2 separate regions of the Homo sapiens genome follow, and region 1 is linked to region 2. A link is a loop called in an ENCODE intact Hi-C map of the cell type or tissue named here. Cell type or tissue: endothelial cell of umbilical vein. All regions are shown on one strand. Links, peaks and the distances in the headings refer to the core of each region. The heading gives the core; the rest is flanking DNA. Region 1 holds the start of ISLR (immunoglobulin superfamily containing leucine rich repeat). Region 2 holds the start of CCDC33 (coiled-coil domain containing 33).

Region 1 (14,553 bases), core at 231-8,230, 63 kb after region 2:
GCCTCTTCTTCGGTGTCTCTCTCTTTTTGTGTCCTCCCTCCACTGCCATCTATCCCTTCTCTCTATCAAGGAACCCAGATGATAGTAGAAAGAGCTTGCCTTACCCATAGAGAAAAGGGACAATGGCTCAGCCCACTCCAAAGTACCTCTCTACATACCCGGCATGGGGCTGGAAGTACCCCCGTGAACCTTTCTTGCTTTGGGAATCGGTACTGCTCTCCCCTGGATCCTCTGTTTCCTTAAAACCATGCCCCTCCCCACTTTGTAGCAAGGGAGTTCCCTGTCAGATGACAAGTCTGTGGGAGAACCTTGGCTCCCAGGGGAACTTGGAATTAGCAGACAGGGGACCCAGAAAAGGGAGGTGGGAGGCATCAGGGTCATAGAAAGACTCAGATGGACCTAGAGTTAAAGCCCAGCTCTGCCACTGAATAGCTGACAGCCTTGGCTAAGTCTCCCAATCTCTCTGGGCCTCAGTTTCCCATCTCCCAGCATGGTGGGTTGAAAGAGAGAAGGCCTTGCCCAGGGTGGGGTGCACAGAAGACATAGCAATAAATGGTAGGCACTCAGTAAATACACAGCAGTTCTGGGCATCCAGGTCTGACACTGACCCTGGGGAGGGAGCTCTGGGGAACGGCCTGCCTCAGCTTTCTTCTCCCATCCTAGGCGAGTGCTCTATGCAGCCACCTTTCTTCTCTTCCCCCTCAATGTGCTGGTGGGTGCCATGGTGGCCACCTGGCGAGTGCTCCTCTCTGCCCTCTACAACGCCATCCACCTTGGCCAGATGGACCTCAGCCTGCTGCCACCGAGAGCCGCCACTCTCGACCCCGGTAAGGTCACTGGGCGGGGCTGGAGGATTGCTCAGGCTACCCAAGCAGTGAGGAAGGCATCTGCCCTGCCCCAGGGCCGTGCCAGCTGATCAGTTCACACCGATGCCTGTAGCTGCATGTGCCACCTGTGTGCCCCTGCGCTGTGCCTCCTGTGGCCCTGCAGCACGTGCAGTGGATGTGGGGTGTTCTAGCAGGTCCACACGTGCCCATGCAGCCAATGTGCCACGTGCTTGGTGTGTCGACATGCTTGGATGCAGGGAGTGCACGTGCACTCCCTGTGTGTGTGTTAGGGGATGTCTGGATGCCTCCAGTGTGGCCCCTGCTCCCCCAGCATTGCCATCCGCCACCCCACCCCAGGCTACTACACGTACCGAAACTTCTTGAAGATTGAAGTCAGCCAGTCGCATCCAGCCATGACAGCCTTCTGCTCCCTGCTCCTGCAAGCGCAGAGCCTCCTACCCAGGACCATGGCAGCCCCCCAGGACAGCCTCAGACCAGGGGAGGAAGACGAAGGTGCGCCCTCCCACTGGGAATGGGGGAATAGAGCCTACCCAGCTTCTTCTAGGAAGGATGTGTGCCCCTCCCCAGCACACAGAGTGAGCGCCAGGAAAATTCTCACTTCCTCTCTTCCTTGGCTGCCTTTGGTCACCCCTCCTGGTCTGATCTCAGGGTGATTTTTTCCATGATATGAACACACACATACACACACCATATGTGTGCACACAGAGAGAATGAAACAGCTGCCTTCCTAAGGGGCTCCGTCACTGCCCCCGCTTCTCCCTTGGGGCAGGGAGTATGACTCCTCCTTTCCTTCTGCCCAGAAGTGTGTGTAGGGAGGGGACACTAAGCCAGCTCCAGACCCTTGTCCCACCCAGCTTCCAGTCCATCCACAGACCTCACCCCCCACTTCCATGTGCTGCCTGCAGGGGACATCCTAAGCCTCACGACCTGCACACGCCTGGGATTTTCAGGCTCTCTGATCAGGTCTGAGGGCCAGGGAGGGTTGGCTGGGTGTTTGCTGAGTGACTCACAGAAAGTCCGTCTCTCTCAGGGATGCAGCTGCTACAGACAAAGGACTCCATGGCCAAGGGAGCTAGGCCCGGGGCCAGCCGCGGCAGGGCTCGCTGGGGTCTGGCCTACACGCTGCTGCACAACCCAACCCTGCAGGTCTTCCGCAAGACGGCCCTGTTGGGTGCCAATGGTGCCCAGCCCTGAGGGCAGGGAAGGTCAACCCACCTGCCCATCTGTGCTGAGGCATGTTCCTGCCTACCATCCTCCTCCCTCCCCGGCTCTCCTCCCAGCATCACACCAGCCATGCAGCCAGCAGGTCCTCCGGATCACTGTGGTTGGGTGGAGGTCTGTCTGCACTGGGAGCCTCAGGAGGGCTCTGCTCCACCCACTTGGCTATGGGAGAGCCAGCAGGGGTTCTGGAGAAAGAAACTGGTGGGTTAGGGCCTTGGTCCAGGAGCCAGTTGAGCCAGGGCAGCCACATCCAGGCGTCTCCCTACCCTGGCTCTGCCATCAGCCTTGAAGGGCCTCGATGAAGCCTTCTCTGGAACCACTCCAGCCCAGCTCCACCTCAGCCTTGGCCTTCACGCTGTGGAAGCAGCCAAGGCACTTCCTCACCCCCTCAGCGCCACGGACCTCTCTGGGGAGTGGCCGGAAAGCTCCCGGGCCTCTGGCCTGCAGGGCAGCCCAAGTCATGACTCAGACCAGGTCCCACACTGAGCTGCCCACACTCGAGAGCCAGATATTTTTGTAGTTTTTATGCCTTTGGCTATTATGAAAGAGGTTAGTGTGTTCCCTGCAATAAACTTGTTCCTGAGAAACTGTCCTCATAGCGGGAGGGGTATGCAGGGAAAACCCCGCCTACACTGTCAGGAACACTGTGCATTGATGGGGATGGGGCTTGGGGTGTTCTGGTCACATGCTGGGCCAGACACTGGGTGGAAGGCAGAACCCATAGCTGCATCCTTTTGGGTGGCAAAGAGACTGGGGACCCTATGATGCCACCCCTGAGCCATGTGAATGCTGGCTTTGGAAGTGGGACTTATTCTGGGTCTTGAAGAAGGGGCAGGATCTGGGGAGGAGAAGCGACTTCAGGAATGCTGGGGAAGCAGTGTGACTCCAGGTGTGGAGGTAGGAAGGGGCGTGTCACATGGGGGGACATAGCGTAGGCTGTCCTGATGGGAGGAGAATGAGAATACGGAGGGGAAAGGAGGGTGGAGACAGACTGGGGTCTTTTCCCTACTGGGGGCTTGGTGGAGGTGGAGGGCGGGGTATATGAATAAAGAACATGCCCTGGGTCCACTGAGGGGCTGGGGGCTACAGAGGGTAGGAAGATGTGGCCACCCTACAGATCTAGGTCAGCAGGGCCTTGAGAAATGCCTGCACAGTTAGTGGAGATCAACAGTCCCCTGCCCCAAGCTCAGGTTCCTGCTACAGCCTCAAATACCTGTAAAGCCAGGGGTGGGGTCAGGGACCTGAAACCCACTTTCAAGGCTGCCCCGAGGAGGCCAAAGAGGGCACACTGTGATCCCACTGCAGCCCGTTGAAAAAGGCTTCCTGACCTTGTTTCAGCAACTAACAGGGTCTCAGGGGAGGAGAATCCAGGTTCCCAGAGAAAGGGGGCCTGTTCACATTGGGGATGGGGGAACATCCAGGAAGGCTTTCTGGAGGTGGTGATGCCAGAGCCCACTCTCAAAGACTGACTTAGCCAAATGAAGAACAGGGAAAGGGTGCCTGGGCGGAGGGAACAGTATAAGCAAAGGTGCAGAGGATGGCACACCATGGAACATTAAGGGAACAATTAAATAGCTGTTCCAAGAAGAGGAAGGAAGGGTGCGCTTGTTGGAGGAGCAGGTCAGAGAGGCTCTAAGTGGGGAATTCAGGCTTTACCTGGAGGGCAGTGGGGACCACGGAAGACCTTAAAGCAGGGGAGCAGCTAGTCCACTCAAGGCACAGCCATTCCCTGTGTTAGGTCTTAGGTCCATGTCCTACTCCAAGAAGCCAAGCCACTCAGCTAGGAATGGAGCCAGGGATGTCCAAGTCAGGCTGGGAATATCAAGCCTTAGGCAATCAGAGTCTATTGGACCATGAAGTAGCACCTAGTCCTACCATGTCATTTGGTTTTTGAGGCAACTGAAGCCCAGACGTGGGCAATGACTTACCCAAGGTGGCCTAGCGCATGGAATTTGGCTCCATCCTGCTGTTTTCCACCAGACGTGAGTCATTTTTTTCAACTTTTATTTTAGATTAGGAGTCATTCTTGATACATGCTGCTGGTGACATCAGCTCAGCAGGAGCTGCAAGTTGATGAGGGGAGAGTGGGCAGGGGGAGGTGCTGTATGTGGACCTGGAGGGAGGGAATGGGGCTGGCCAGCAGCCAAGGCTCACAGCTGCTACCCCAGACTCCTTAGCATCCTGCCTCCACTTTGCTGAGCTCAGCAGTTCTGGGAGCTCTGGAGAAAGGCCACAGAGCCTCTCCCCCAGGCCATTGTCTCTGCATGCAGCATCCTCGATCTTGAAAGGGATGGGATAGAGGCAGTAGGAAGACATATATCCTACCTGGCACAGATAGGAGGTTGTGCAGAGTCTCCAGGTTAGGACCTCATCCTTATGCTCCTCATCTGGAGAGGCTGAAGGTTGCTGTACACACACACACACACATGCACTGGAGAGGCTGAAGGTTGCTGTACACACACACACACGCACCGCTCAGGTTGCTGTACACACACACACACACACACACACACACACACACACACGGCCCAGGCCAGTTACTGATCCACTTGCTCTGTGGGGAAAGATTCCTACAGGGAATCTGCAGTCCTCATTTGGACTTTCCTCTTGGAATACCATTTCTTCTTTGGGAGAAAGATAAGTACGATTTGTTTCCCCCCTGGTTTCTCCCTCAAATATGTAAATATGTTCTCTTATTCCCAGTCTCTCTGGGGCTTTCTCCTCCTCTGTCCTGTGTCCCCTTCTCCTCATCTGTCTCCTCCATCTTGCCCCACCTGTCCCCTCTTTCCTCTTCATTCCTAACATCTCTTCCAGGAGCAGGACAGGGAAGAGGAGCTACCACCCAGGCACTTCCATTTCCTTGCGCCTTTCCAAAATGCCTCTCTTGAAGCCACTGCTGACATCAGGCGCTGCTCAGGGTCGCCAGCCACCCCAGGCTCCTGCCCCCAGCTGTCCTGTGGGATGGTTTGGAGGAAGGGAACATCTGCAGCTCAGCTCACCGCAAGGCCCAGCCCCTGACACAGCATCGGGCCAGCACTCCTGTGCCTCCACAGTCTGTTGGAGTCTCAGAGGCCCCTGCCACTGTGGGCAGGCAGGCTGGCTGCCCTGACTCTTCAGCTCCTGATCCTATCTCCCAGCAGAGGCTCCTAGATCCAGACAAAATTCCAGGCAGACACGGAGGGGCATCAGAAATGCTGTTTATTTCTCTGCTGCTCCCAAGCTGGCTGGCCTTTGCAGAGGAGCAGACAACAGATGCATAGTTGGGGAGAAAGGGAGGACAGGTTCCAGGATAGAGGTTGCAGGCTGAGGGAGGAAGGGTAAGAGGAAGGAAGGCCATCCTGGATCCCCACATTTCAGTCTCAGATGAGGACAAAGGGACTCCCAAGCCCCCAAATCATCAGAAAACAGCAAGGAGCAGGAGGAGCTTGAGCAGGCCCCAGGGAGCCTCAGAGCCATACCAGCCACTGTCTACTTCCCATCCTCCTCTCCCATTCCCTGTCTGCTTCAGACCACCTCCCAGCTAAGCCCCAGCTCCATTCCCCCAATCCTGGCCCTTGCCAGCTTGACAGTCACAGTGCCTGGAATTCCACCACTGAGGCTTCTCCCAGTTGGATTAGGACGTCGCCCCGTTAGCATGCTGCCCCTGAGAGGAGAGCACAGGCAATGCTGTTAGCAGCAATGAGCACCGCAGACAGTGAGTTAGGGGATCAAATTCTATCCTAGTCACTAGTTTGGAGCAGGTCTAGAAGTTGGGGATAGCAGGTGCTCTAGAAGAGATTAGAAGGAGAGGTAGGAAAATGTGAAGTCACCCATGCAGGCCTCAGGAGTTGCCAACCCCAGACCCCTGCAGCACTTAAAGGGGCATTGGTAGGGGCAAGGGGAGGAGTTAGGGAAGCCCTGGGTGGGGCTAGAAGGAGGTGAGGAAGAAGAAGAGGAGGAGGCTTTGGCCCAGCAGGAGCAGGCCTGGGGGCAGCTGCCCAGGGACCCCTTCTGCGACTGCAGCCTCAGGGTTCCCAGCACGGCTGAGGTAGATGATGACCACATTGTCCTCCGGCCCTGATGGCTGCACCTCGTTGTCAACCGTATAGCAGCCCTTTCCCTCAACCGCTTTGCCATGGAACCTGCGCCCCAGTGTGTCCTCACCACCCTCACCGGGCGTGGCCAGTGCCACGTCCACTGAGCTCTCAGCACTGCCCAGCTCATTGGTGGCCAGGCAGCTGTAGGTGCCTTCCTCCAGCTTGCCAAAGTCGGGGATAAGCAGGCTGCCATTGGCAAAGGCCTGGAAGCGCGGCTGGGAGCTGGCCACAGGGGTGCCAGGCAGGGCACGCCCATCAGTGCCCACGTTGGGGCTGGTGATCTCCACAATGCCACTGGGTATCTGGATGTGCCAGTGAAGCTGAGGGGCCGGCTGCCCGTCCACATCACAGTGCAGTGCCAGCACAAAACCAGGCCGCAGCTCGGCACCATCCTGGCTGGGTTGGTAGCTGAGCTGCACTGAGGGCGCCGAGCATGGCAGTGGCGGCAGGCGGCTCAGCGGCGTACCCTTGAGCACATGGGGTGAGGTGCAGGCGATGTTGTCCTGCTCCGGGATGGACACGGCCGTGGTCAGGGCCCATGTCTTGAGCCACACGATGCCGCAGGTGCAGTCGAAGGGGTTCTCGTTGATCTGCAGGTGGGACAGCGCGGTGAGCGGGGTGAAGGTGCCCTCGGCCAATGTGTGCAAGCGGTTGTGGTTGAGTTGCAGCGAGCGCAGAGCACGGAGGCTGCGGAAGGCGTCGCGGGGGATGAAGGTCAGCTCGTTGCTGTCCATCTTGAGCAATTGGAGGGCACTGAGGTTGTGCAGGTCGCTCCAGGCAAAGTCAGAGATGAGATTGTGGCTGAGGTCCAGGCTCTTGAGATGGCTCAGAGAGGCCAGGGCTCCGGCGGCCACCGTGCGGATCTCATTGTGTGCCAGCCACAGCGACTGCAGCAGGGGCACCTCCCTGAAGGCACCCTCCGGCAAGCCTGGCAGCCGGTTGGCTGACAGGCTCAGTGTAGTCACATTGGCCGGGAAGCCAGGCGGCACGGATTCTAGGTCGCGGTAGGCACAGTCGGCGATCTGGAAGCCATACTTTTCCCCACAGTCGCAGGGCTCAGGGCAGGCCTGAGCCAGGCCCAGGAGAAGCGCCCACCAGAGCAGATGCAGCTCCTGCATGGTGCCTCCTGCAGAGAAAGGCATGTCACCCAGGGGATCCCGAGAACCTGCCAAAGGGACTCATTCCTCCCACAAGCCCAGCCAGAGCTCTTTCCCATCAGGAGGCCCTGTCCCACATAACCCAGCTAAATCCCAACACCACCTAGCCCACCGCCCCCATCCTACGGAAGGAGAAACTGAGGCCAAGAGAAGGGCGGAGACTTGCCCGAGGTCACGCAGCCAGGCAGGATGAAGACGGGATGGAAGAGGACCCCAGCTCCTCCTCCGAGTGGAGAGTTCTCCCTGCCTCGGCCTGTTCCTAGCTGACTTTATGACTTGAAATCTGTTTTCCAGCCACCCCCCTCCCCCAGCACTTTGCAGAACCTCCCCCTGCCCTCCCACATCCTGGCCGCAGTCCCTCCCACCGGAGCCCCCCATAGGTATGCTTTGCCTTGGCCCAGACGAGGCCCCTTGTGCAGTGCACACCACCCCCATCCACTCCACCCGCCCTCTCCCGCTCCTCCGGCCATGACCGCAGCAGACACCAGGCCTTTTCTGTGGAATCACACCCGTGGCCTGTTCTGTTCAAACTTAGCCAGGCAGCTGCCTAAATAAACCCCCGCCAGGACCTCTCAGCTGACTTGGGTGAGGCCAGAGGCTCAGCCCAAACGCAGCTGGGATTTCTGGGGCCTCAGTTGTGGGTTGTGGAAGAAGCAGATGCCCCCTGGACGGCTCCAAGCTAGGGATTGTCCCACGCACCTCAGACCAGCAGGGATGGACCAAGAGGGAACCAGCCCCTATGTCCAACAGGCCTCCCGCTCCCGCCGCTGGCCCTGGAGCCCTCCTCCCCACTGGCTTACCTTCAAGCTACTCTTAGTCAAGCGGAGCCTCTTCTAAGGTGGAACCAAAAAGCAACAGAGGACCTTAGCCCTGAGAGTCTGCAGGGCCACGGGCGCCCAAGGGAGGACTTGGATGCTGGGGCGAGGGGCAGCCTGGTCCCACCCCACCTTCGATGTGCAGGCCTGTGCCCTCCCTGCCCCAGACAGGGTGCCTGGAACCATCCACTGAGAGGAGGCGGCAGGGAGGAGCCCGGGGCAGCCCGCGCACTCCCTCCTTCCAGCAAAACAACTGCTTCTCTGCAGCAACAAGGACCTGTGTTTCATAAGTGACACCAGAAACTTGAGGGGGGAAGAGATGCCAAATTTTTTTGGGTTGTGTTTTTTCTCTCTCTCTCACTCACTTTTAGCAGCTTCAACTTCCTTAAAGACACAGCACTGTCTGGAAAGGACCCAAGAAATGATGGGGCCAGGAGGATTTTAGCGGGGGAAGGGCGAGAAATTGAATCTCATGGAAGGTGGGAGATTTCCACTTCAAACAAGAAAAAACGGGAAGCTTTTGTCCAAGCCAGGGTTGTATGTGTGTTGGTGTGTATACGTGTGTGTGTGTGTACAAGTTTGTGGGTGTGAGGGTGCGTATTTCTGGATTTGTATGTGTGTTTGCATGGATGTGGGTATGAAACCATGTACATGAGTTTGTGTGTGAGTGTGTGTGTGTGTCTGTCTTGGTGTGGGTTTGTGTGTGGAAGTGAGTGTGCATCCATGTGTGTGTGTTTCAGTGAAAAGCCAAGAAGGCCAAAGTGTACAAAGCAGATACCAACCCTTCGGTGAAAGCCAAGATGTTAGGCATTTTTTTTTTTTTTAAGAAAACATATCCTGCTGGCTCTGAGACTGAGCTGCGCTAAATGCATGTTGTTGTCCAGGGAGCTCCCAAGACTCCAGGCCCCGCCCCTCACTGCGCTCCCCACTGGCTGGGGAGGAAACAGGGAGGCCTGGCTCAGAAAACTCAGGGCGGGAGCCTGTTGACCTTCAGTGCTCCTGGCTGGGATTCTGAGCCACCCAGGCCCACTGCCCACTGGGCACCCAGAGGGGAGGCCAAGGGGCCGCACTCCCGGAGAGTTCTCTCTGTGTCCCCCACAGGGCCCAAAATCCCACTGTTGGTGCTGGACATCTACGCGGTCAGCATCGGCCTCTCTGAGCTCCACTGTTCCAACACCAACTGTGTGGAAGGGGCAGACGCCTCCAGGGTGAGGATATGTGACCCCTTTTCCAAACGGGAAGGCCCAGGGGAGGGGAATGGGGAAACAAAAGAGGCCCAAAACGAGGGAGCTGGAAGAGAAACCGAAAGATGAAGGAGCCCAGAAAAGAACTTTGTAGACTGAAGAATTTTGCTCTCCACAGACAAGCCTACCGTATCCCCTCAGTAGCCCTCCCCAAGCTTCCTTGGCCTTCCATCTGATAACTGGTTGAATTCTGCTCATGACTCAACTTACCCTCTCAGCAGGGCCAAGGGCAGACAGGGCTCATCTTTGGCTGAAAGCATCCCCAGGAAGCCTGCCCCAGCTCATCACACCCCATTCCCTGTCACCAAGCAAGGCCACAGAAGTCCCCAGCATGCTGCCTGCAAAACACCCGAGTCTGATGCTGAGGATATTATTATGGTCCAATGGAGAGCACCCTCTCTTTCCCCTGCAGAGGAAGCCCTCTCTTGCATCATCCTGACTGTGCTGGAGAATTTCTAGGAAAGTCCTGAATTTGGTGGGCCAACCAGAGGCTGCAAGAAACACATCCAGGGTTCAGTAAACCAGAGGGGAGACTCAGTGACCTCAGTGTCAGTCAGGGAGGGCTTCCTGGTGGAGGGGGCTTCACTATGTTCTGCACAGCCCATACACACACCCTCACCTGCACAAAGTCTGTGCCACCAGCTTTACCTCCAGGGTGCTCTGAGGAGCTCATAGTTCCCACCCCACCTCCCTCCTTGCAAGCACATCAGGGTCAGAGTACAAGCACCTCCTCAGCCCTCAGTTCCCAGTGACTGTTCTCTCAGACATTCCTGACTTTTCTTCATAGCTCCTCCTATAAGCTGTGATTATTTATTCATGCGTGCTTAATGTGCGACCCCTTACTAGAGAGGAAGCCCACTGAGGGCAGAGGCCTTAACTTCCCAGGTGCTATTGATCTCCAGCACAGGGAAGACACTCTGTAAGCGCCCCCTTCATGGCATGATGGACAAGTTGGGTGGTCATCAGAAGGAAGCATTTTAGAGCTCACCCACTTCATCTCCTCATCAACTTACAGATAGGGCCTTTGGGCCCAGGCTAGGGAAGGGGCATGCCCAAGACATTTTAGAGAATATTTCATACAGTGTAGGAGACCCATGCTCTGTTGGGTGGGTGAGTATGTCAGCAGCCTTCTGGGGGCAGGGAGTCTGTCCCCTCATTCCCTACCTAAGACCTTAATGACAGCCAAACACTAAGCTCAGACTCCCACCTCAAAACAGATGTGGGGGGCTGAGGGCGGGAAAAGTGGGAGGGACCAGCCCACCTGGGCAGAAATGAGACTGTGCGTGCTGGTCACTGATGTATCTTCCTGGTCTGCTCAGGTCCTGCCACTGCCTGCAAGGTGTGGCCATACCCGCTTCCACCAGGAAGGACAATAAGGCCGCCAGGATCTCAGCCAAGGACTATTGACTCTCCAAGGTGTCTCACAGTGGGACAGGTGGGCCTGCTCCTCAGCAGAGCCCAGGAGCAGTTGTGCAGGCCTCTGAGGATGGGGCGTATGACCTCCTGGGTTGCCCCTCTGCTCTTCTCTTGCTGTCAGAGCTCAAGTTCTTTCTGTAAAGCCCACCTCACAGGAGATCATGCCAGCAGGCAGGGAGACAAGTCAGAAGTCGGGCTCCCTGATCTTTTCAGGCTGGGAGCTTCCTGTGGGCTGTCTGGGCTGCCATCTCCCCTCTCCTGGCCTCCTCTAAATTGGGCTCAGGCCTGAGATGGGGACCCTTGGTGAGTATGTGCGGCCCTGACTGTCCCCAGAACTAGGAGGCCAAGCTTGGGAGCCCCTCCTGTGAGTCCTGGCCCTGTCTCCTGTGGGTCCCTGGCAGCTTGTAGGGTGACCAGCCAACAGTCCTGGTTCACCTGGAACTGATGGGTTTTCTGGGACATGGGACTTTCCATGCTAAAATCGAGACAGTCTCAGCAAACCAGTACAGTTGGTCACCCTAGCAGGGGAGGGGGGCTCACTCCCTCCCACAGTTTTTCTTTCCCCCTGCTCCCCTTCCTGCCTGCAGAGGTCCAGCCCTCTCTCCTCCCATTCCGCTGCCTCTCGCTCTGCTCCTGCTCCTGCTGCCCCTAGCCAGGGCGCCAGCCGCACCCCAGCTGTGGCTGCTCAACCAGGACTCCCCCACCCCAGAAGGCCTCACTCCCACTGACCAGGGGCACCACGTCAGCTTTTCCTGGAAGGCAAAAAAAAAGATCCTGATGAGAAGATGGAGCGAGAGGGACAAGCCCAGCAGAGACAGAAAACTGGAGAGAAACAGAGAAATGAGAGAGACACCAGGAAAGAGAGGGAAAAACAGAGAATCACAGCCTCCTTTCTGGAGGTAGAGAAAGGAAGCAAGGGAGAAAGACCCAGAAAGAGAGATGGAGGAAGAAGGTCTGAACCCGGAAACAGGCTCTGAGAGGAGAGAGGCAGTCGGGGGCTGCTGTGGTCAGCTGTGGTTGTGGGCTGTAGCCATCCCACCAAGAGGGGCAGAGTCTATCTTGGTCCCGACACTGTATTCCCCCCAGCAGCCTGCTGGAATAGCTGGGAGGAAACTCGGGGCACTCCTGGTGGGACTTGGTTAAGCCTGTGGGTGTCCTGGGAGAGAGAGGCTGTTGAGAAGATAGGGTTATGGAAGGAGCTTTGGACAGCTGGTGGGACTGCGTGCGTGCATGTGTGTGTGTGTGTGTGTGCGCGCGCACACACACACAACATGCACATGCATGGGGGGACATAGAGTGATCTGCCTAGGTCACCAAATTATGAGGCTTCCTTTTTCTAGGCCTTAGTGCCTCTGTCATACGTGAGAGTTGGTCTAAAGTCCTTTGGCCCCTATATTCTGCCTGTTTAGAATTCTCAAAAATGTCTACACTAACACAAGGGGCCCGTGTGCATGCGTGTGTTCATGCACAATTTCTGTGTGCATGCATGTGAAAGGTGAGCCTGTGACTATTCTCCATGTGTGTGTGTTGTTCATGCACAAGTGTGGGGATGTGAGGTGGAGTGAGCAGGAGCTCGTGGCATGTGCACCCAGGGCTGTGGATGGGGGAGAGGCACTGCAGGCCCTATCTTCTCTTCTGGCGTCACCCTAGCCCAGAGGTTGCAGCTGACCTTACCTGGGGTGGCCTCACTCCCATTTCCTCCCCATTCTCCTCCACCCCTTCCCACCACTTGGGCATGAGGGCTTCTCCCCTCTTCTCAGGATCTCTGACCTAGGAACCCAGGTGAGCCTTGGTGGGCAACCTGGCCACTTTCCCTGGCCTCACCCCCCTTTGCTCTGGCCCTGCTCACTGTGTGCAGCCCCACGTGTGCCCTGCTCCCACCTTGGGGCTGCTGCTCCTACTATTTCCTCTAACTGGACAAAGTCTGTCCACACCTGCAGGGCTCCCTTCCTCTTGTCTTTTGAGGTTTGTTCAAATGCCAGCTCCCCAGAAAGGCCTTCCCAGGCCACTCTATATAAACAGTCTTTGTCCCTTGCTGTCTCCTCACCTTGCCTTACTTGTCCTTCTTCCCTCCCCTCCCCTGACATCTCTGTTAGTGTGTTTCCTGTCTATCTCCGCAATCTGAATGTGAGCTCCACACAGGTGGGTACTTCGTTCTGTCCACTGCTATCCCCCTAGTGCCCAGCAAAGGGCCTGCCACTTAGTAGGTGCTTAACAAATAGTTGCTGAACAAAGGAATGAATGAACAATAACCTTGACCTTCCAGCTGGAGCCTTTGCCCCCCTCTCTCCTCCCTCCTCCGTCTGCCCAGGGCCTCCTAAGCCCTCCCTGCTGACTGTCACTGCCCTTCCACTCAGGGCCATCTCCAGCCACTTTTCTGGTCCCCTCTCCTGGCACCATTCCCACTGCTCTCTCCTGACCTTCATGTTCATCCTCAGGGACTATTTTCAGCAGTAGCACCAATTGAAGCATACTTCATAGGAATTATTTTTGTTTTTCCCCAAGCCAGTCCCAGTTTCCAGGAATGCAGAACTTGGCCGCACCCCCAGGATACATCACAGACCTCGAGTTTTCAGCCCCAGCCCTTCCCAAAGGGTAGGGGTGGGACTGGGGAGTGTTATGAATGACAGTGAGTGTTCAGTTTAAAGTTCTAGATTGGAACCAGTGCTATAGGGTCAGGATCACGACCCTCTGTTAGCTGTGGGGCACTAGGAATGGGCCAAGGGCCATTTGTTAGGGGTCAGCATGAAGGGTCTGGATTAGACGCGGGTGCAGGTTGAGTGGGTGGGGCAGGGTTAGTTTAACCCTGAGGATGAAGCAGGATCTGGGGTCTGGAATGGGGGAGTCACAATAATCCCTCTGCTCCAGGGGAAGATGGAATTGAGGGTAAAGGGCTTGGAGGGTAATGCAGAGAGAGAGAAAAGGAGAAACGGGGGGACCCAGCAGAAAGCGAGGGTGAGGGAAGGGGGAGGGAGGGAGACTGAGACATAAAGAGAACAGTGGTGGCAAAGGCCTGGGACAGTCAGGAGGAAGGTGGAGCCTCTCACTGACAGCAGAAACCCATCTGGCTTGGCAGACACCTGCTTCTCACGAAGAGGTGAGGCTGCAGCGCTGTTCCATGCAACACCTCCCCACCCACCCCCAGCCACCAGACAGAGACTGTGGGCAGAGCTTGGCCTTCTCCCAACCCTGAGGGGCTACCAGGAGGTACAGGTGGGAGCACCAGGCTAGAGATGGAGGGAGGAGAGAAGCTCTGGCAGAGAATGCTGACCAAGAGGAGGCAGGGCAAGCAGGCTGTGCTGACCTCAGCCCAGGGAACCTCTCGGGGGAGACAAGAAGACAGGTGGCCAGTGGGCCTGGGGAGGTGGTATTGTCTTCAGGGGCCTCTGGGAGAGCAGGCCAAGCAGGACAGAAGGCGGCACAGCTGCTGAGGGTTGTAGAAGCTGAGAGAAGAGAGGTGAGAGCTGCGGATCAGGAAGACTCAAGGGAGGAGGTGAGAACTTGGATAATTTTCATAAGTTTTATTGAAGTGAAGCATGCAAATGGCAAAACAGAGCATCACATTGACAGAGAGGCCTCTAACAAAACACTACGATCCTCCTTCTCCCACCCTCGCCTTCTCTTATGCACTCTCCAGAGCAACAACTGATGGTTTCTGGTTCTTCTTCGGCTGTGGTTACACACGTCAGGCCTGCCCATAACATTTGCAGGGCCTGTGACAAAAGAATAATTGGAGGCCCATATACCATATGTGTAAATATTTTATTTATTTATTT
Region 2 (14,586 bases), core at 4,350-12,349:
ATTTTAGACTAAACTTCTTGTTCTGGTGAGGGCGACTAAGCAGGGAGGGTGGGGGGCTGCCGACAAGCAGGCGTTGGCTATCCAAGCAGGGGCCTAGTATATATCCGGTTTCTTCTGTAGTTTGCTGATCTAAGCTGATTTAAGGCACTTTGTCTTGGCAATGGACCACTGTATACATTATTTCCTTTACCTGAGAGATCGCAAAAGATGAGATGCCCGTTGGATGCAGGGTCAGAGATGGTGGTCACTGGTGACTACAGAGAAGCTATATTGGTGGAGAAGTGGGGTCAGATTGGAAGCCAACCAGTGGCTTAGATGAAGACAGGCTGACCCCCAAGATGAGCCAAGTGCCTGCTGGTCTGGAATAGTTTTGGCTGGAGGATGTGCCTATTACTATATGGGCTCAAGCCTGGTGCCTCCTTAAGGGGTGAAATGGCCATGCCCCAAACAAGAGAAGCACCATCTTTGGGCCTGAACCCTCTTCAGCTCCCCACTAAGGGGATGAATGAACGAACAGTTCTGGGGCACTCTCAGGTCTGTGCTTCACTACTTCCCCTGCCCCGATCCCTGCAACTGTGGTCCTGCCTGCTAGGGATGCAACAAACCCAGAGAGAAGGACAGAATCCAGGCTGAGACAGGGATTCCCAGGATATCCATCCCCAACCTCAGGTGAGAGAAGATGGGATGGCAGAGGGCAGGAAACCAAGCCAGGAGACTAAGCTCAGGGTACCAAAAAACAGGGGCAGCAAAAAGATGAGAAAAAATGCTTGGAAAGAATGTAAACTTATATATAATATATATAATATATATACATATTTTCGCTGTTTTATTGAGGCATAATTGACAAATAAAAAATAAAATTTAGATGTATTTAAAATGTACACAGTGATGATTTGATACACATATACTTTCCGCAGTGATCATCATGATCAAGTTAGTTAACACATCTATCACCTCACAGTTACCTTTCGTGTATGTGGTGAAAACACTTAAAATCTACTCTTAGCACATTTCAAATACATAATATAATATCTTTTTTTTTTTAGACGGAGTCTCACTCTGTCGCCCAGGCTGGAGTGCACTGGCACAGTCTCGGCTCAGCGCAACCTCCACCTCCCAGATTCAAGTGATTCTCCTGCCTCAGCCTCCCAAGTAGCTGGGATTACATGTGCCCACCACCACGCCAAGCTAGTTTTTGTATTTTTAATAGAGATGGGGTTTCACTATGTTGGCCAGGCTGGTCTCAAACTCCTGACCTCAGGTGATCCACCTGTCTTGGCCTCCCAAAATGCTGGGATTACAGGCATGAGCCACCGTGCCCAGCCACAATATAGTATCATTAACTAGAGTCACCTGCTGCATATTAAATCCCCAGAATTACTCATCCCAAAACTGAGAGTTTGTATCCTTTGGCCAACATTTCCTCATTTCCCTCATCCCCAGCCCCTGACAGCCACCATTCTACTCTCTGCATCTATGAGTTTATCTTAGATTCCATTAAGTGGGATTATGCAGTATTTGTCTTTCTGTGTCTAGCTTATTTCATCTAGCATAACGTCCTCCAGGCTCATCTGCATTATCGCAAATGGCAGAATGTCCTCCCTTTTATGGCTGAATAATATTACATTGTGTATATGTTGTCTATATGTGGATATATATGTATACAATATATAATTGTGTGTGTATATATGACACAAGTATATACAAATATATGTATATGACGTGTGTGTGTGTGTGTGTGTGTGTGTATATATATATATATGACATTTTTTCTTTATCCATTCATTCATCAACAAACACTTAGGTTGATCCTATATCTTGGCTATTGTGAATAATTCTGCAATGAATATAGGGGTACTCTTGACCTCAGATGATCCACCTGCCTCAGCCTCCAAAGTTCTGGGATTACAGGCATGAGCCACTGCACCAGGCCCAGATATCTTTTCTTTTCTTTTTCTTTTACTTTTTTTTTTTGAGATGGGAGTCTCGCTCTGTTGCCCAGGCTGGAGTGCAGTGGCGCAATCTTGGCTCACTGCAACCTCTGCCTCCCAGGTTCAAGAAATTCTCCTGCCTCAGCCTTCCTAGTAGCTAGGATTACAGGTGCCTGCTACCACGCTCGGCTAATTTTTGTATTTTTAGTAGAGATGGGGTTTCACCATATTGGCCAGGGTGGTCTTGAACTCCTGACCCTGTGATCCGCCCACCTCGGCCCCGCAAAGTGCTGGGATTACAGGCGTGAGCCACTGCGCCCGGCCCGATATCTTTTCAAAATACTGATTTTGTTTCCTTTGGATATATACCCAGTAGTGAGATTGCGGGATCATATGGTAGTTTTATTTTCAATTTCTTGAGGAACCTCCGTGCTGTGCTCCATAATGGCTGCACCATTTTACTGCGTATTCCCACCAACAGTGTACAAGCGTTCTCTTTTCTCCACACCCGCACCAACACTTATCTCTTGTGTTTTTGAGAACAGCCATCCTAACAGGTGTGAGGTGCTATCTCCTTGTGGCTTTGATTTGCACTTCCCTGATGATTAGCGATGTGCACCTTTTCATGTGCCTGTTGGCCATTTGTATTTCTTTGTTGGAAAAATGTCTATTCGGGTCTTTTTCTCATTTTTTAAATTGGGTTACTTGTCTTTTTGCTATTGAGTTGTATGAGTTACTCATATATTTTGGATATTAACTCCTTATCCGATACATGTTTTGCAAATATTTTCTCCCATACCATAGGCTGCCTTTTTGTTTTGTGGATTATTCCCTTTGCTGCGCAGAAGCTTTTCAGTTTGATGCAGTCTCACTTATTTTTGATTCTGTTGCCTGTACTTCCGGTGTCATATCCGAAGATTAATTGCCAAGACCAATGTAAAGGAGCCTTTCCCCTGTGTTTTCTTCTAGGGGTGTTACAGTTGCAGGTCTTACATTGAAGTCTTCACAAATACATATTTTTAAAAAGCATTGAAATATTCATCATGAACAAAACGAAAACTTTCATGAACTTTCTTATGCCTATTGTGTGCTTTGTTACTTGTTTATTTGTAATCAGATGTGCAGGGATATAAATTCTTTCCAGGTTCTATGGCCTCTGAGGGTCTGGATCCTCCCTCTGGGGTTTCTGCCTGGGGCTGGGGGTGAGCACTGAAAGCCCCCTTCAGGTCCTGACAGCTCGGCCTTCACATTCTCAGAAGCCCTTCCTTCTCCCATCATTTGCATCTCATTAGCACCACCTCGAGCTGGTGGCAGCTTCGCCTGTCTGGAGCCCTGGGACGCAGGCTGCAGCCTGGCCCGGGCGCTGCTCCCAGCTGGAGAAGGGTGCAGCGAAGTGCTTTCCCCTCCCCCCTCCCCGCGTTCTCTGTCCCCACCCTCCCGCCCCACGTGCCGCAGCCACAGGGAGGGTGCAGGAGGACTCGGGGTGTGCCCGGCTCTCCGAACCCCCACCCAGGCTCGTGTCGCCTAGGCTCCTGCCGCGCGTTCCCATGGCAACCGGGTGATGGCGCGGGTCGCGGTGCCTGCCTAGGAGCCACACAGCCACCCAGCTCCCCGCCCCGCCGCCCAGGCCGGATTGGTGACAGTCAGGGCCTCAATCTCCCGAGATGATCGGCGATAATTGGTTTATGGAAATAGCTGAGCGGAGAAGGCGAGCTCCCCGCTAGAAACCAGCCTCCCTGCCAAGCCTGCTCCCACCACCTGTGCTTCCCTCACCACGGAAATGGAGTTGGGGGAGGGATGGCCGAGGAGCTGGGCTGGCACAAATGGGGCTTTTAAGGCAAGTGTTTCACCTGTTGCTCTCGGCACAGCTTCTACCCCCCTTTCACAGTGGGGGCCCTGGGGGGGCAGGGACTTATCATAGTAACCAGGTGTTGGCCTCAGTCACTCCTTGGCTCCTAAGTTTGGGCTCAGGCCTATGTTGGATGCATTGTTGAGGGAAATGGAGGAGGAGATCCGTCCTCAGGGAGCCCCAGAGGAGTGCATAAACCATGTTGATATAAAGTGCTTCAGACCAGGGTCACCACTGCTGTGGAGCTCCAGAAGAGGGAGAGCTCAACTCTGGTGGCTGCCTGGAGGAGGAGGCTTTGAAGGCAGGATTTCAGCAGGCATTGGTGAGTGGGCTGGGGCAGGCACTCCCCAAAAGGAAATGTGGGCAACAGACTCTTGGCAGGAACTGAATGGTGCCAGTATTGGTGGGGGAGGGGAAGTATAGGGTGGCTTGGTGGGAGGCCACCAAGGCTCCCGCCGTCTGTCTATAGAAGGTCTAGGGGTGACATGCTCCTTGGAGGGTGCTTTATAATAAAGATTGAGCAAATATTCAGTGTCCCCAGCGAAGGTTGGCTGGATGGAGATTGTGTTGCCCCTTGGCGCCTTTCTGGAAGAAGTGAGACCCGTGAGGTGGGCATAGACGTGGCGTGGCAGGCCTTGGTGCCAGGCTGGGGAAGTGTGTACCCTGACAGCAGCTGGCTGGAGGGGGTGTGTGGGGTGCATTAAAGGCCCAGAACTAGGGGAGTCCCCATAATAGAAGTGACTGGAGAAGGAGGGGAGGAGGGGAGGGTGGTTATGAGGACCCTACCCCAGGGCTGGGTATGGTGGGGTGGGGCACCCAGAAGTCAGGAGAGGCAGGTCCCAAATCTTCCCCTTCCCCAATCTGACCATCATGCCCATGAGCCCAGCCCAGACTTTTGCATACAAGGAACCTGCCCCACTGGAGCTGAGCTGTGACCAATCCCTGCCCCACTGGTGTGGGGTGGGGAGGGGTGACTCTCTGGATCCGTTGGCACCCTGTCTTCCCCAGCCCTGGTGAGCAGCTTCCCATGCAGCAGCGGAGATGCCAGGTAGTGCCCACAGCAGCTCCTCCCCTCTGGGTATGACAGTCCCAGTCCTGGGCCTTTGGGTGCTAGTATTCCAAATAGCTGTCCCCTGGTTTCTGCTCACAGCCCAACCCATCCCCTGCCCCCACTCTCACGCAGCTACTTACACCACCACATAGGGCCACGGCTCGGAGCCATCCTTGCAGGCAGGCAGGTTGGTAGCCCCATGGAGGGTGACCATGATGGTCTCCTTCTTAGAGGGAGACAGGTGACCGATCTCAGGTTCCGTGCTCTGGGAGGCGATCAGGGGCTCCTCTGGGTCTTCAGTGTTCTGTGGGGAGAGCCAGGGCTGAGTGTTTTTTTTTTTTTTTGAGACAGAGTCTTGCTCTGTTGCCCAGGCTGGAGTGCAGTGGTGCCATCTTGGCTCACTGCAGCCTCTACCTCCCAGGTTCAAGCAATTCTCCTGCCTCAGCCTCCACAGTAGCTGGGATTACAGGCATGTGCCACCACATCCAACTAATTTTTGTATTTTTAGTAGAGACGGGATTTCCCCATGGTCTCAAACTCCTGACCTCAGGTGATCTGCCTGCCTCGGCCTCCCAGAGTGCTGGGATTATAGGCATGAGTTACTGCACCTGGCCCTGAGTGGCCTCCTCTGCTGCGGCACCTCCCTTCACTGCCACCCTCTAGCACTAGCCACTCACAGCTTCCGTCAAGTGCCTGCCTCCCTCTGTCACCCTTCCGCCCACTCTGCAAGGCAGTCGCCTTGGCCCCATTTTCTCCCTACTTCTGTCCCCATCCCACGTCTCTCTCAGTGCCTCTCCTCTAGTCCTGGATCCTACCCTTCCTGCAGGATGAGACAGGCCACCTCACCTTTCAAGTCTGGTCCCACTTCTAAGCCTTAGCTTTCGCAGGTGTCCTCGTCTGTAATTCCTAAATCCCACCTGCTTTTGCAGTCCTAACAATGGGCCACCTTCTTCAGTCTATCTTGTAACCTCACCTCAGCTCACCCATCACCTCAGGTCCCTCCTGTGCACAGCACTTTACAGCTGACAAAGCTTCTCCACGTTCATGGGGGCATTCAGTGCATTACGTGGAGGTGAATGCATGTGTCTGTCCCAGATGCCCCACCTGTCTTCTACCCAGGAAACTTGCGGACTAGGGAGGAAGAGGTGCCTGCCCATGCAGGGGGCTTCCTACACCAGTTGCCCCAAGCAGGGACTCAGCAGCTTAGTAACTTGTGGATTCATGGCCCAAAGGACCATCTTAACGAGAGCTGCTGAGAGAAGACAAAGCCCTGGCCGGCTGAGGCGGTCAGGGAAGACAGCAGGGAGGAGGAGGCCTTAAAGGGTTGGGAGAAGGTGCAGGAGTGGAGTCAGGGAGGACAGGCCAGGAGCAGAACACTGGAGCGAAGGCAGCAAGCGGGAAGGGGCAGAGCTTTCCAAGGCCCAGAGGTGGCTCAGTTTGACTGGGGAGGCAGTGGGGACTCAGAGAAGACGGCAGAGCTGGGCATATAAACGCGGTGGGGTGGGGAGGGGTGTGGCCATGAGGCTGCTGTGGCTCAGGGGTGTCCTTGTCCTCCCTGGCCCTGGTCCTCCACTGGCCGGCTGGCTGACTCACCACTTCCAGTTAATCTGACACAGATTAACCCTTGATAGGCCTCCCGTGGTAGGAGGTCTTGCCTACCCTTTGTCCCTCCAGCTGATATGAGGGGCCATAGAGGGGCACTCCTGGCTCTGGGAGAGGAGCAATGGACCTCCTCAGGGTGGAGGCAGGGCCCTGAGGGGCCACTGGCAGGCTGTTCCTCATCTCTGGAAAGCTCAGCCTGTCAGACCCTGCATTCCAGGGCAGGCCCTGGTTGGGTGGGGTTGAGAACAATGTCCTATTACATAGAGAGGAAATTGAGGCCCAGACAGGAGCAAGGACCTGGGCCCTGGACGGGCTCTGGTTTTGGTGGCAGCCTCGGCAGGCTGGGTCCTTGGCTCAGAATGGCCGGCTCCTGAGGAGCCCTGAGTGTCAGGAGAGGTAGGTTTAAACCAGCTCTGCCTCTCACCATGCTGGGCCCCAAAGCCAGCCATGTTCTGAGAGTCAGTTTCCCCAGTGGGGAGATGAGGACTTGGACCGACCTATCTGGAAGCTGCTCTGCTCCTACCTTGAGCCTTGGCTCCTGGAAGCCTCAGGCAGACAGAAAGAAAAGGGCACAGTGCCTGAGGCTCTGCTCTGCCCCGAGGAGTTTTAGGAACGTTATTTCATCCATTTCTCACGGTAGCGTGGGGTGCCCACCAATCGGAGCCACACACCCCCTCAACAGCTCCCCTTGGGGGTCTACTGGCCTCTCAAAGCTAACGAACTCTGGACTCCCCTTCAAACCCCTCCTCCTGCTGTCTGCCCCAACTCGTTAATGAGTTAATGGCGATGCCATTGTTCTAGTTGTTCAAGCCCCACATCTTGGAGTCCTTCCTGATTCTTCCCTCTCTTCCTCTACATCCCTTATCCAGTTCTTCAGCAGATCCTGTCAGCTCCACCTTCAAACTATATCTGGACTCTGACCCTTCTCAGCATCCTCAGGTCAGCACTCAGGTCCCAGACACCTGTATGTCCCGACTCGCCTCTGATGGAGTTCTGTTTCCTCTCCGACTCTCCGTCCACCCCATCCAATCGCCAGAGTGAGCCTTTACAGATTGGACCCAGACCCTCTCTCTCCTCTGCTCAGAACCCTGAAGTAGCTTGCTGCTTCTCTCAGAGCCTTGCAATGGCCCGTGGGGCCCTCCAGGAGCTGGCCCAGAAAACTGACCTCATCTTGTCCCACGGGCCCTGTGGGTCACTCCGCTCCAGCCACACTGGCCTCCTGGCTGTTTCTCACACCTACCAAGCTCCCTCCTGCCTCCCCGCCTCTGCCCTAGCTGTTTCCTCTGCTCCACCCTGGGTGTCACTCCAGAACTGTCATCCCTGTGCCTTGCTCCCCTACTTCCCTTGGCTTGCCTGGTGCAGGCTGTGGTCCTTGCCTAGCAAGATGGCTAATTAGGAGGTGAGAATACATGCCCCCCAGATCAGAAGTGCCAGTCCTGCAGAGAGGCCCCCCTCTCCTTCCTCTGACTGAGGAGGCCACCCCCACCCTCTTCCAGGACCCAGCAGGGCCTGTCACCATCTACAGAGGTGTTGATGAGGGTTGCCCCTCCTTCTCTCCCCCATGCTCCTGTCAGGGGAGAATGAGGGGAGGGGAAGATGCCCCTGCCTGGAGGTGAAGGAGGAGGAGCAGCCAGAGTGCTGTTCCCTGCCCTCCTGGGTAGGCAGCTTCCTCCCATATCCACCCTCATGCAGGCCACCATGACCCCCCCACTCCCCAGCAGCCTTGCTCTCCTGGTTTAGTGGCACAGGAGTAAGGCTGGCAGCCTCAGGGCAAAAAGACCTAGGTTTCAACTTGGCCGGGTGTGGTGGCTCACGCCTGTAATCCCAGCACTTTGGGAGGCCGAGGCGGGCAAATCACTGGAGGCTGGGAGATCGAGACCAGCCGGGCCAACATGGTGAAACCCCATCTCTACTAAAAATACAAAAATCAGCCAGGTGCGGTGGCATGAGGCTGTAATCCCAGCTATTCGGGAGGCTGAGGCAGAAGAATTGCTTGAACCTAGGAGGCGGAGGTTGCAGTGAGCCAAGATGGTACTCCAGCCTGGGTGATAGAGTGAGACTCCAACAACAACAACAAAAAAAAGACCTAGGTTTCAGCTCAGCTCTGGCCCTACCTCTCTGTACCACCTCCCTGAGCCTTGATTTTCCCACCTGGCCAATGGGAATGTCTGGAATAGTTTGTGATTCAGCCTTTCCAGTGGTTACTGTGCCTGAAGTTCCTGCAGTGAGGCTGGGAGGGGTGATTCATGTTCCTAGATGGATTCACCTTGCTGTGAGGGCACAGGGCCTCTCATGAGCTCCCTAGGGCCATGAAAGGGAGGGCCCAGGAGTAAGACCATTGTCCAGGGGCTCTCATTGGCTCCCTGGCAGCCCCAGAGCCCAACTAGGCATCTGCAGACCTGGCCAGGAGTCACACCGGCTCCTCCTCTATCTCCCCTGCACCTCCCCTCGGGGACAGCCTTCCCTTCTGGGAATAAAGCTTGCAGGAAGTTTGGCGAGAACTATTGTGTTTCAGTTCTGGGCATGAGGCCAACTGCCAGGCTGGCGCCTCCTGGTGAGGCTTGCAGGCATGTGCCCGCTGGGCAGGCTGGGCCCAGGGCCAGGGAGGCTTGGGGCCAAGGGTAAGGCCAGAAGGGGGATGGTGGGCCAGGGCTGCTAACCTCCTGCTATCCCTTTTTTATTCCCATGTCTGGATGGGAATCTGCAGGCTTCCCTCAGAGATGTCCTGCATCAGAACCAATGTCCTCGACCCATCTGTTACCCCTGGCCTGCACTAGAGGATTGATGAGGGAACAGAAAATGCATATACTGGGTTACATGAGTGGTAGGGAACTGGGGGTGATGGGGTACCCCCCCCGTAACTCTCAGTTTGCACAAACTCATCTGTAGGGGTGTGGTGAGCCCTGGGGAGGGAATTCATGCCTCCTCTTGGCTGGGAGCAAAGCTGGATGCTCACCATCAGCTTCTCAGGCTCCCTCTCACTTAACCCACCCAACACTGCTAGGGTGCAGAGATCAGCAGGCAGCTTTTCCAGGCAGGGGTTTGGCCAGTTTACCTGCCCAAGGCCACACAGCCAGTGGATGAGAGGCTGGGCTGTGAGCACCGAAGCAAGCCTGATTCCAAAGCTCAGCACTCTCAGCTACTCCACTGGGCCTGGCAAGATTGGAAGCTGCTAACTCCAGTGCCCTTATCCAAACAGACAGGCAGCCTTGCCCTCAATAGGCCAGGATTAGCCAGCAGATGTTGCAGGGGAACTAGGACTGCCCATCACTTAGGGCATTTTTGGATCCATGTGCTGGGGGGAAGGGCTAGGGTGAGAGGAGGAGGTAGGAACAACAGGGAGTTAATGGTCCTTGAATTCAGCTCCCGCGGGTGGGTTGGGGGGTGCTTAACTTGGTTCTGGTGGGGAGAGAGATGGAAGGAGACAAACTCTTCCACCCACTCCTCCCTATCCTCCAGCAGCCTGGGAGGCCTGAGGAGCTGAGCCCAGTTCTGCCCTCTAGAAGGGCCGTGTGTCTGAAAAGTCACACTAGCTGGAGCGGGGCTGGGCTGGGAGGCAGGGTGCCTGGCTGCCCGGATCTGTCATTTGGGCAAGTTACTTGACTGCAGTGGGGCTATTTCCCAGCAGTTTCACAAGGACTTTCAGTTAAAAATGGTCCCCCATGTTCCTTCTAGTTTCAACATCTAAACTTGCCTGAGAGTTATGGCGGCCAGGGGAAAGCTCTTTCACAGGTGAGGAAGCACACTCAGAGAAAGTAAACCTCTTGTATGAAAGCACACAGCTTAGCTAGTGAGGCCAGGGCTGGAACTGGAAGCTGGGTCTGTCTGACCCCACACTCTTGCTGTCTCTGCTGTGCTCTAACCATGCTTCCTTGGATGTGGATCCCTTCTCTGCTCCACAGTGGATGCCCCCCTGAACTCATAATCTGAGTATCCATTGGTGGCAGCAAGAGGAATTATGTTCTTTGGAGCAGAGAAGCATTCCAAAAGATGACACAAAAGTCAGAAATCATTAAAAAGGGATAGGTTTGATTACATTTTAAAAATCTATACTAACTTCTATAATGGTCCAAAATGCCCTGCAATACAAAGAAAAGAAAAAAAGGAGAAAATGTTTGCTGCATATTTAAAAAAGGATTAATATCCCTAGTATACAAAGAGCACTGAAACCTATAAACATTATCCAATTTAAAAAACATGAACTGGGGATTCACAAAAGAAGAAACACAAATATGTATTATATATACATGATGAGCATCCTTTTTTTTTTTTTTTTTGAGATGGAGTTTTGCTCTTTGTTGCTCAGGCTGGAGTGCTGTGGTGCTATCTCGGCTCACTGCAACCTCCGCCTCCTGGGTTCAAGCAATTCTCCTGTCTCAGCCTCCCGAGTAGCTGGGATTACAGGTGCCCGCTACCACGCCTGGTTAATTTTTGTATTTTTAGTACAGACGGGGTTTCACCATGTTGGCCAGACTGGTCTCGAACTTCTGCCTTGGCCTCCCAAAGTGCTGGGATTACAGGAGTGAGACACCAGGCCTGGCCAACGTCCTTTTATTTTTGAGGCAGAATCTCACACTGTTGCCCAGGCTGGAGGGCAGTGGCGTGATCTCGGCTCACTGCAACATCTGCCTCCCAGGTTCAAGCGATTCTCCTGCCTCAGCATCCTGAGTAACTGGGATTACAGACGTGCACCAACACACCCAGCTAATTTTTGTATTTTTAGTAGAGATGGGGTTTCACCATGTTGGCCAGGCTGGTCTCAAACTCCTGCCTCGGCCTCGCCAAGTGCTGGGATTACAGGCGTGAGCCACCACCCCCGGCCATGATGAGCATCCTTATAGGCGATTCTACCCAGCTATCAAAAGCGCTTCTCAAAGCTACTAATCAAAGCAACCTTGGCTCCTCCTCAGGACTCCCACGCACACTCCCCAGATCCCCAAATCCAGCTCTGTGGGGCAGGTGGGGACCAGCTGGCAGCTTAGGGTGCCAGGTCAACCTGGTGACCGGTTCTGAGTGTGTGGCATTACAGAAAGAGGCTTAATGGGGAGGGCAGAGTCTGCAGGGGGTGGGGGGCAGCTGTGGGCAGAGAACATCAGGAACCAGAGACATCAAAATCAAGAGTAATGAAGTGGAAATCACACTAGGGCCTGGGCACCCCCAGCTATTTGGCTTATTCAACCTGAGTGTAACTACAAAGAGGGTATCCCCCATTTGCAAGTATCTGTGTGCCTTTGGTCTCAGCTCCTTCTGCTATCCCTGTGGGTTAACACCATCTAGGGCAGGGGCTCAGCCTTGCTAGTGAGAGGAAGGTAAGGGGTCCCTTACATTCAACTGTTTACATCTCATCACACTGAGATTCTAGTCCCTTCCTGACAGAGCCCTGCTGCTGGGCCACAGCTTTTTATTAAGCACCCACTATGTGCCAGGCACTGTTCTGAGTGCTGGGGATACGGTGATCAACAAAACACACAAAAATCCCTTCTCTTCAGAGACCCAAGCATCTGTGTTCCAGGACAGGGGCCTAGGCCCCAGAAAATCAGGGCCAGGGATTGGAGAGCATGGGGGCAATGGGGGCATCAGGGCTGCCAAGCCAGCAGCCTGGGAATCTCCTGGGAGATCTTGGACAGGGGTAATGAACCATCTCAGTGGGCTCTCAGACTGTGTGACCCCAGCAATAAGAGTGCAGAAACAACCAGGTAAGGGTGGTCAGCATTGACAACACCTGCAAGTACACTGCATTCCAGTTCCCGTGTGGCCCAAGAGTATAGGGCAGCTAACCTGGGAGAGCCACAGAGACCACCTCACTCCCCATTTCACAGCTGTGAAAACTGAGACCCAGGGAAGGGAAGCTTTTGTCATGATTAAGGAGCAAACAAAACTTTGAAGGAAGGACTTTGAAGGAGGGACGGATTCATGCAGGTGCATGGCCCATGCCCCTGGCCTTACCTTTTTGTTTTTCAGTCCCATCCTCTTGAGGCCAGGAGTGTCTGGCCTTGTTTAACAATCTTGGGGATGAGTACTTGGTATCAGTGGGTGATCAGGAATCAGTCCTGCCCAGACAGCTGGCCTGGGCGTCTTGGAGTCCTTATGGGTAGTAGACAGTATGGAGGTCAATGTGGTCTCAGGGGTGCCACACACCAGCCCTGGGGCCTGGATGTGGGGGGAGGGGGAGGGTGGCCAGGTGGGAGCAGGTCCTGGATCTCTCAGCAGCGAGATGGTCTGTGGGTGGAAGGGCCTTGGGGGTTGAGGGCCATGGCCAGCTGGACAGGGTCAGCAATGAGGCAATTGACTCTTGGCACACCTAGGACGGTGGAGAGATGGGGCAGGGGGGCCCTGTCTCTGCCCAGGCCTGGAAAACAATAAGCTCTTCCACCTAGCTGGGTCACCTGGGCAACACTGTGTGATGTCACAGGGCAGGGCCGAAGTCACACAGGCACCTGTCCAGGTGCAGTGAGCTAGAACGCGAAGCCCTTTTCCCTATTCCTGGAGCTGTGTTCCACCTGCCGCCTGGCACTCAGGCCCCACCCTTCCTGCTCTTGGTGCCTCAAGTAGTCTCCACCAACCCTGTGGTGTGGCCAGCCCCATGCTGCTCAAGCTGCAGCAAAAGAGGAAGCAGACACTGCTCTCAAGAGTGTTGCAGCTTGATCGGTAAAACAGCTACTTCTGTTGAAGAATCTACCAGCCATCGTGCCTCTTTGGGTACCTATAGTCTTCCATTTATTTGATAATAATAAACACAAACTTCAAGAGGATGGTTTCTTCTTGGAGGGTGGGTGGGAAGATCGGGGAGAGAAGAGGGTAAGAGCATACATTCTAAACTTTTGGGTTTTTAGATTGGGTGGTCAGTTAATGGAAATTCATTACATTATTGAAAATAAATTATAATTAAACAATTAAAGAAAGCCATGATGGGTCAGTGATGGCACTAGAGTACGAACCAAAGATTATGGTTCAGTTCTGAGCACTGCAAGAAATTATTACAAAGACAAAGAGCATTTGCTGCACGCCAGGCAGGGTCCTAAGTGCTTTTGGTGAGGTGAGATGGCAGAATGAAGAGAGACTAGTCCTTGGCCTGGGGTGGGGGGTTGCTCTATAGAGAGGTGAGGTCTGAACTGGGCTTCGAAGAATGATCAGAAATCCTGGGCTAGAAGAGGAGGGATTTGGGGTACTGGGCAGTGTTCAGAAGTGTTTGGGGGGCCCCTGTGGCCTGCCTCATTTCTACCTATTTTGGGCCCCAAGTTGGAGATTCTTTTAATCTGGCCGAAGAGCAGGACCAGCCTGGCAGCCAGGAGGCAGGAGACTCCGGCTTTGCAGAGGCCTCCCAGCCTCCCTCTCTACCCCCACTCCAGAGAGAGCAGCAGCAAGGATGTGGTTCTCCCCAGTTTAGAGACAGAAAAACTGAGGCTTTGCTTTTGATTAGAACTGAAAGGACCAGCCAAGGTCACCCAGACACTGGTGGGGGATGGTAGTCAGGAACCCCACTCCTAATTTTCTCCCCGTCTAGGCCTGCCAAGAGTGGTACTCCTGGGGCTCTGGGGCTGGGGGCCTGACCAGGAATGGCCTGGCTGTGAGCACTGTGCTTTATCTCCCTTGTGGGCCAACATGTCCCAGCACAGTGTGTATGTGTGGAAAGGTCTCAGTGGCTGCTCCCCCAGTCTCTCTAGAGCGCATCTCCCCCAACCTCTCAGGCCTGCTTAGTCTAGGAGGCTAGGGCAGCAGGTTCAGGGGGTGGGGAGCCATTGCTCCTTCTCTAGCAGCAGGACTGAAGATGCAAGCCAGGTGCCTAGGAAGCAAACTTTAATGAAGCACTCATTCTCAGGGCTGTGCGAGCGCTCCGCTCCCGACACAGAGCCTCACATTTTGTGCCCTGGCCACCTTGCCTGCCTCACTGTGGTCCTTGCCCTGCCCTGCAGCTCTGCCTCAGTCCCCGGGGCTCGGGGCTCTCACCCAGCTACCCTCCTTGGCATCTGAGCTTTCTGCCTCTGCAGCCACGCCCCTGCCATCTTCCTGCCTGGGAAGATAATGCGATTGGGCACTGGTTCCAGGCCGTCTGGCTCCAGGGTGCAAGTGGGCCCTGTGCACTCAGCAGCCACCAGTAGGGCCCTTCTACCTCCTGACTTGCTGGTTGTTCACCTCCCCAGACCAAGGACCCC

The links. Peaks named below come from ENCODE experiments on the same cell type or tissue, not always from the same donor. Only the 100,000 strongest peaks of a DNase experiment are listed, where the experiment ranks them.
Region 1: it touches region 2 in a loop (2.1-fold over the local background); 4 of 110 quality-filtered maps call a loop at or near these places.

The regions. Positions count from the first base shown.
Region 1 is chr15:74,167,569-74,182,121 of GRCh38, reverse strand. ISLR (immunoglobulin superfamily containing leucine rich repeat) reads right to left here and starts at 8,412. Exons shown (of 2, transcript NM_005545.4): 1 at 8,103-8,412; 2 at 5,251-7,271. The coding sequence starts at 7,263. The coding sequence ends at 5,977. STRA6 (signaling receptor and transporter of retinol STRA6) reads left to right here. Exons shown (of 19, transcript NM_022369.4): 17 at 664-827; 18 at 1,185-1,340; 19 at 1,879-2,656. The coding sequence ends at 2,042. RefSeq lists enhancers at 450-986, 3,001-3,170, 5,078-5,594, 6,702-7,690, 7,691-8,678 and 2 more. In endothelial cell of umbilical vein, for the core only: no CTCF peak of the experiment used is centred there; no DNase peak of the experiment used is centred there; H3K27ac peaks cover 548 bases.
Region 2 is chr15:74,234,534-74,249,119 of GRCh38, reverse strand. It overlaps CCDC33 (coiled-coil domain containing 33), which reads right to left and starts at 12,794. Exons shown (of 19, transcript NM_025055.5): 1 at 12,380-12,794; 2 at 4,972-5,135. The coding sequence starts at 12,400. RefSeq lists enhancers at 3,165-4,164, 4,665-5,166, 8,953-9,548, 9,549-10,144, 14,507-14,586. In endothelial cell of umbilical vein, for the core only: a CTCF peak has its summit at 8,956 (motif pointing left); a DNase peak (open chromatin) is centred at 8,949; H3K27ac peaks cover 392 bases.